2 separate regions of the Homo sapiens genome follow, and region 2 is linked to region 1. The links are chromatin loops, found by intact Hi-C in ENCODE. Cell type or tissue: IMR-90. All regions are shown on one strand.

Region 1 (4,000 bases):
GATTTGAACAACAGTTTATGGCTCTCTACCCTCTCTCTTAATTTTTTCTTTACAGTTTTATTCCCTCTGGTTCATAGTACCCTTTTTTCTAAAACTAATGTGATTTTTGAAACAACGGATGTGATAAACCAAGATTAAATTATGTTCCCAAATTTTAAAAAAGTTTGAGGAGAAAGTAGTTTCATAATCAATGTTTGATAAGCACAATTATTTTTTAACATGTAAGACGATACCAACTTAAATCTAGACAGTACATTAAAGTTTAAAAGTTCAGTTTGTAGGGGTGTATCAATAGTTAAATTAATAATTTAAAAGTCTTTTTATTTCTGGCATAATATTCTATTTTTATTTTCACTTGTAAAGCATACTGTAATTTTGTATGCAGAATGTAAGGTGCCAATACCTTTGTTGAGTTTTGAAAATATTTATTAAGGAATATCAACATATAAAATTATCTTCTAAATAAGCTTTATGTTGATCAATAATTTCTGGATCAAATTAACTTTAAGCAAATGAGAAATATGTACAGCTGTCACAGTGTAATAAATTAAAAAATGATCATTTCATCAATTTGAGTCAACTAGCTATTTTCTGCAAAGTTTATAATGTACAGAAGGTGGAAGATGCATGTCTGATACATTTCCTGGGAATAAATGTATCATCTCTGAAGCTATTATGGCTCTAATAAGGAACTCCTCATGCTTGCTTTGGAAATCCCACTTAAGATGAAGATAGTTTTTTCTTTCCTCCAGTGTGATCAGCAGTGCTGGTAATTACCAGGCTTCTCATGCCTGTTTCTAACAGACCAACACTTTTCTAGGAAGCGCTAAGCAACTTGAATCTCACTCCTGGAACACAAGCCCCAGCCACATGGATAACAAACATTTATCCTGTTTATATGGGAAGTCATAGGAACACATGGTTTCCTAACCTGGACATCAAGGTCTTTGGAGGAATCTTGTAGCCTGTTCCTGGCAGCTTTCTCTCCCCTTCTTCCTAGGCCACCAGAGCTGGCATGGAGCCCAGTGGGAAGGTGGCATTTCTGCTCAGCAAGCAACTAAGAGAAGCCTGCCCTTGGCAACAGAAAGTTCTAACGAGGACCCAGGTTTTTAGACAGCTAGAGTCTCCGTGTTTCTTCTGATTGTGGTAGGAAATAAAGCCAGGAAAAATAAGTCTTTATAAAAACAGCATGGGTGTTTTTGTGATAGATTTCCAACGGGTAAAAAAGGGAACTACGTTAGAAATGTGAGCCTGGCAAGAGGGAAAAGCTGGCATTAAGGACCTGCCGAAATTCTAAATTAACTTTCTTTTCTATGCCAGAGTAAATTTAAAATAGATATATAAAAGTCTGTTTCATTTATATTCTTTAGTGAAAGGCAAATATACAAGCAAAATAAAATTTAAAATACTACTATTGAATGAACAATTTGAATACCACTATGAAGTAAGGCATAATAGATTATTGAAGAAAAGGAAGCCTGGACCCTCCTGTAAAGTAAACGGAGGAGGCTGCAGAGAGAAGGATGTCTCACCGAACTGCAGGAGAAAAGCATAGCCCTCCAGCAGGAAATGGAAGATGGTGATTTCAGGATATTTGTCAGCTAAAGCTTTCACAAAACAGCTTTATGCAGCCTTTTGAATAAATGCTCTGCGTGGTTGTGTGGAGGAGATATTATTAGAGGGCCTGAACTCTTAAAATAATGAAATTGAGCTTACTGTAAATTTGTAGAGGTAAAGGAAATAAAAATATGCTTCTATAAGTTATATGGGAAAGAGAACTTCAAAATCAAGAGAGAGAAGTTTTAACTTCCTTAGGTTTATTTGTTTAGGTTCTCTTGTGGAGGTCGGTATTATTACACACTACGTTAAACATCTTGCACAGAAAAACAAAGTCAGCATATTCTCTGTCAGCCAATGGAAGAGAGTGGAGTAAACCAGTAATTCCTTAACACACATGCTTTAAAACAGCAAACTATTAGACACAATGTGGAGTATGTTTATGGTCTGTTACATTTTATGAAATGGTTTTGTTTATTTTTAAAATACTTGTCATGTTAGCAATCTCCTGATAAGATGGTACATTTAAAAGCCCAGAACAAAACACACATGGAATAATCATCTTCTCTAGGAGCAGGATAGAAATAAACCCAGGCTTTCTGGTTTATTTCTATCCTTTCATTAATGAAATCATTACAATTTTGTTAGGTCTAATTCAAAGACCAAGAAGGCATTTGGACGGAAAATAAAGGGAGCAAGTTTTGTGTCTTTTTAATGTGTTTTCTACAGCCAGGACCAAGCCCTTGAAAGCAAACTTCGACAAAGAAGTGTAATTTCATAATAAAAGAAAGAACCCTGTAAATACCTAATTCCAGACTTTCCTTTGTCATAAAGTCAGTGATCTTCATGCACCCAATCTCACATACAAATTCCCATTTCTTACGTATAACCCCTTTCTATTTACTGATGAGGTCATCTCCTGATGTGGTTAAAAATATGTGACTCTGTAACTATGATTTTTCTCATAATGAAAGTGAGATGCAGGACAAGTCAGCTATTATTATGGGATATATACAGATGTGCTGGGATGGAGTCCTCCACAAGAAATCACGGGGGCAGAGCACGCTCTTAAATCTCGGAGCTTCTTACCTGAGAATGTTGATTCCGAGTCGCTACAGTGGCTTCCAGGAGTTGTCGACTTTTAAAAAATTGGGTTCCACTATTCCAAATCCTGGTCTCCTTCTTTGTTGAGAGAGAAGGAAGGCGGATGGCAAGCATGACGTGCGGGCTTCTGTAGGGGCTCTTGCTGTGGGGTAACCCTTGATAAAATAAAAACTTCAGCCAAATTAAATTTAAAAGTCTTTGAGCAATGAATGAATTGCGAATCAGTCTGCCTTCTGAGTCAGAGTAGGTTCAGAGGCTCCAGCACAACCATTTGGTTGGAAGAAGATTTATGGACATTGAAGGGACATTGGATTGGTTATGGCTCAGCATTTGCCTTATTTGAACACAGTTTGAACAGTTGGCTATGTTTGATTGGCCGAAACTCAGTGACTGGCACAAGTGTAGGCTACGGTCTACTTACACCTCTCCTTGTTATGGTTCATGATGTGCAGAAAAACCTTTAGGCCGAACTTAAAATATGTAAGGAGGCAGCTTTAGGCTAAACTTGATTTAGCACCCTCAAGATACCCGAGTCTCTTGCAGATTTGAGTCAGGATGGCTTCAGCCTAAGGAAGAGCTTGCTGGGCTCCTGGTAAGTGTGGGAGGCTGGAGGAGCCGCTGCCTGGGGTAAGTGTGGGAGGTGGGAGGAGCCACTGCCTACAGGGCACAGTGTGTAGGTGTCCAGCTGAATCTTCTCAGATACTGTTATGGGATTGCGGGGGTGTCGTTTTTCTGGCTGGAAACCTCTGTGGCTGGTGGGGCCTTTGCCTGAGTTTTGCTCTGGCCTGCTGAGCTCTTTTCGCCCACCCGGCCTGGCAGGCTGCACTTGGCTCACACTACCAGCCTCGGTAGTTGAGAGGGCAATATTGCACACCTGTGACTCCGGGTGGTATTTTCCCGCCAGCCGGTGCCGCAGGCCCCAGAGGCCGTGGTGTCAGGAGGGTCATGGCACAGGGGCTGTGTGGGGAGGTTCTGAACCATGGAACGTGGGCAGAAGTGGTGTAGACAGTGTTAGGCCAGGCCCTTTCCACTTTCTGTACCATCTCCCAGCCCTCTTCCTCCTATAGAGACAGCCGTGAGAACCTCGGGAGGCCAGGCAGACCCAGACTGGATGTGTCATGAGCCAGAAAAGGCATGACGCCACTGAGACCCCGGTCTTTCTCTGTTTCCACAGCCAATATAAATTACCCTCAGCAAGACGACACCAGGGAGAAATGCTCCCACCAGGCACAGAAATGGTTCCGGGGGCTAGAGATTGAGATGGTCCCCAGCCACTGTGCAGTTCTAAGCACTTCAGGGCCCACAGAACAAAGGGGCTAATAGGGGGCCCAGGTGACCA
Region 2 (4,000 bases), 360 kb before region 1:
AGAAACAACAAAATTATATGTTATTAAAGTTTTCAGTAATGTAAAATTGATATTTTTGCCAAAATAACTTTCATCTTCAATAAAAAAAACTTTTAATGCATTTCTAGAATCATAGCATATAATGAAAAACTCAGGAATTAAAAATAAGCCTGCTTACCTACATTTTAGAAGCATGAACAAATCAGCATTGCACTGATCTGAAAAGCACAGTGAAGGAATGGAAGCTGACTGATGTCTGTTGAACACTGTGCTCAGCAACAGCAGAACACCCTCCTTCCTACGTGGACAAAACGCAGGGTCATAAAGAAAACCTCAAAAATCTCAAAGGACTGAAGTCAGAGTATGTTATTTTCACATATGTGGCAATGGAAAACTACCAGAAAAAGATAACAGAAAATCTCCGCTCCTGAAAAGTTTAGCAACATACTCACAAATCACCACAGATCCAGGAGGGGACTCGCAGTGGAAACTGGAACGTGTTTTGAACAGATTGTGAGCTTACGACTTTCAAAACCTGTGAAGTGCAGCTGCAACTGAATAACTTACAGCTGGAATGCATGCAGAAACTAAAGGTGAAAATCAGCGACCTCATCCCAGGGTAGGCCACCCAGCATTCAGGTCCACCGCCTGTGTCTGTAAATCAAGTTTTATTGGAACACAGCCACGGCCCTTCACCTGCTTCCACGAAAGGATGGCAGAATTGTCTATAAAGGACGACATGGCCAGTGATCCTAAGGTACCATGTGGCTTTCAAAACACTTTAGAGACCTCTGATTTCAGTTTCCAAAAGCAAAGCAAGAAAAAGGAAAGAGAATAAAGGAAATAAGAGCAGAAATACATGAAACAGAAGACAAATCAACTAATGAACAAAGCCAAAGAACAGTTCTCTGGAAGAAGTGAGAAATAAGGAGAGAACACACAGAAGCAGCCAGATGAGGAAAGGGGGAAGCCACTATGAGTCCCGCAGATATGAAAAGCACACAAGAAAATAGCAAGAATGTTTTACCTTACAGTTTGTGATTTGTGTACAAAGGATGAACTCTTTAAAACATGCAATTTGCTAAAACAGATATAATATTAAATAAAAATATAAATATTCCTGTACGTAACTTAAAAGTTGAACTTAGTATTAAAATTATTTCACAAAGTAAGCTCTGGGCCCAGTGAATTCCTCTAAATATTTCATAAATAACATGGATACTATACAAACTTTTCCACAGAATAGAAAAACAATGACTACCAGTAAACTCATTTATACAACCAACCTAAGCTGCAGACCAGAACCTAACAAGAAGGTTATAATAAAGTAAAATTACTTATCAATTACCCCCATGAATATAAATAAAAAAAATCCTAAATAAAATATTATGAAATCTAATCCAAAAAATATAAAAAGCAAAATACTTTTAAAGCAACTACAATAAAAAATGTAAGGGTAGTTTACCATTTGAAAATCAGCGTAATTCATAACATGGAAGAGTTCTCTAATGTTGTGTAATAAAATATCCAACAACCAACAGCCTCTGAATGTCAGGATTCTGTGAGAGCCCAGCTGAGTGCTTCTGGCTCCGGGTCCTGCAGAGACTGCAGCCCAGCTGCTGGGGGTGCTGCCGTCTTTGAAGGCTCAGGTGTGGCCAGCAGATCTGCTTCCAGATCGCTCCTGTGGTGGCTGCCGGAGGCTTTAGTGTTTTGCCACGTGGGCCTCTCCAATGATAGTTCACAACATGGCATATACTGGAAAGAATGATCCAGGAGGAAAAATGCTTGCCCCCAGCACAGAAACTGCAGACTTTATAGCCCAGTATCAGGAATGGCAGATCATCAGATATGCCATACACCATGACAACAGAAGCTGCCCCGAGTACAAATCAGATGGGTTGCACAGGGGAGTGAATACCAGGTGCCTTCCTCCAGGCTGGCAACCATACCATATGAGCAAAGAACTTATATGATCATTGATTAATCTCAAAAAAGTGTTGACAAATGTTGTTACCTAAAGCCTTTTAATAAGAGAGCTTCCATAACTGGTTAGAGACGTCTACAAAAGACTTACAGCACATGTCATACTCAGCGTAAAGCTTGAAAATTCCTGAGAAAAGGAATGAGCAAAGGGTGCTCAACAGCACCACTTCAATACGGCATGGTACTGCAGCTCCCAGCCAATACAATCATAAAGCAAACAGGAAGGAAGGGAGGAAGGGAGGAAGGGAGGAAAGGAAGGAGGGAGGGAGGAAGAAAGGGGGAGAGGGAGGGAGGAAGGAAATGTGTAAACATTGAAAAAATAAAACCAGCATTTTTCATAGATGATATTATTGAGCATGGAGATAATCCAAAAGTATCTACGCATGTGATATGAAAACAGATAAGCAATTAATCTTTGAAATTAATAAAAATATCAGTTTATTATGTCAATATTTTTAGTGTCTCAACATATCAGCAACAAAAAATAGTTGAAATAAAAACATGCAATTTACAGTAGCATTAAACATATCTAGAAATAAATCTAATGAAAGATGTGCAAAATTTCTGTGATAAAAATTACAAAACATTATTGGGAGGAATTTAAGAAGACCTAAATGAATTACAGACTAGATCTTGTTTATGGATTTGATGAATTATTTTCAAGTTGTCACTTCTCCCCTAAGTAATCTACATATTCAAAACAATAATTGTTATTGGAAGCTGTTTAATAATAATCCTAGAATAAGTCATAAAAATTCATAAAGGGGCTCTAAATTTTAAATGGAAATGCAAAGGGCCAACTATAGTCAAGGAAATCCTGGAAGAAAACAAAGTTTAAGATTCATATTGCCAGATATCAGGAACTATTATAAACTTAGAGCAATTCAATCAATAGAAAATTTGCTCAAGGAAAATAGCCCAATGGAGTACAGAGAATACAAAGTCAAAAAAAAAATCCACATATGCAACTCCACATTTGTGATAAATGTGGTATTGCAGTGAAGTTTGGAAAGAATAATCTCTACAATAAATAGGAAGGAAACAAACTTTGAACCCTAATTCAGAGCATACAGAAGAAAAAACTCTAGCTGGAATTTTGATCTAAATTTAAAAGGTAAATCAATAAAGTGTTTAAAAGAAAACAAATGAAACTAATTTCATGACTCTGGAGTAAAGATTTATTGAAAAGAAGGGGAAAAGTTGTAATTGTAAATTAGCAATTGATAAACTAAGTCTACATTAAAAGGAAAAAAATTCTGTTCAGTGAATATTACCAAGAGAGTAAAAGGGAACCCATAGAGTGACAGATCTTTGTGTCTCATATGTTTGATAAAGACTCATACATATAACATGTAAAGAACTCCTAAATCGGTAAAAATAAAAACAAAAAACAACCCAGGAGAAACACTGGCAAGGATCCAAGTAGGCAACTGAAAAAAAGAGAATAACACAATCAAATTTCAAAGTCTGCAAAGATCTGAATAGATTTCTCATCAAATGATTCATACAGATGGCAGATAAGCATATGGGAAGATATTCAATAACATGTCACTGGAGAACTGCCAGTTAAAACAGCAATGGGATTCTAGCACACACCAATTAGAAGGGCTGGAATTCAAAACACTGACAATACCAAATGCCGGTGAAGATGTAGAGCAACAGGAACTCTCATTCATTGCTGGTGAGAATGCAAAATGGTACAGCCATGTTGGAAGACAGTGTGGCAGTCTCTCACAAAACTAAACATAGTTTCACCATATCATCCAGCAGGCATGCTTTTTGCTATTTACCCAAAGGAGCTGAAAACATGTCCACACAAAAGCCTGCACAGAAATGTTTATAGCAGCTTTATTCATAATTGCAAAAACTTGGAATCAACCAATATGAAGGTGAATGAAGAAACAGTGATTTATCCAGACAATACGATTTAGCATTAAAACAAAAGGAGAAGGCAAGCCACATAAAGACACAAAGAAAGCTTAAATTCATGTTAGTAAGGGAAAGAGCCAGTCTGTAAAGGCTCCATATTGTGCGAGTC

The links. Peaks named below come from ENCODE experiments on the same cell type or tissue, not always from the same donor. Only the 100,000 strongest peaks of a DNase experiment are listed, where the experiment ranks them.
Region 2: a loop joins it to region 1, with 2.6 times the contacts of the local background. A loop is called at or near these places in 1 of 110 quality-filtered maps.

The regions. Positions count from the first base shown.
Region 1 is chr2:692,292-696,291 of GRCh38, reverse strand. No RefSeq gene overlaps it. Among named protein-coding and RNA genes, the nearest start is that of TMEM18, 17 kb to the right of the region's middle. In IMR-90, no CTCF peak of the experiment used is centred here; a DNase peak (open chromatin) is centred at 1,931.
Region 2 is chr2:1,049,401-1,053,400 of GRCh38, reverse strand. All of the region lies in intron 1 of SNTG2 (syntrophin gamma 2), which reads right to left. Among named protein-coding and RNA genes, the nearest start is that of SNTG2-AS1, 100 kb to the right of the region's middle. In IMR-90, a CTCF peak has its summit at 2,118; DNase peaks (open chromatin) are centred at 300 and 3,520; H3K27ac peaks cover 313 bases.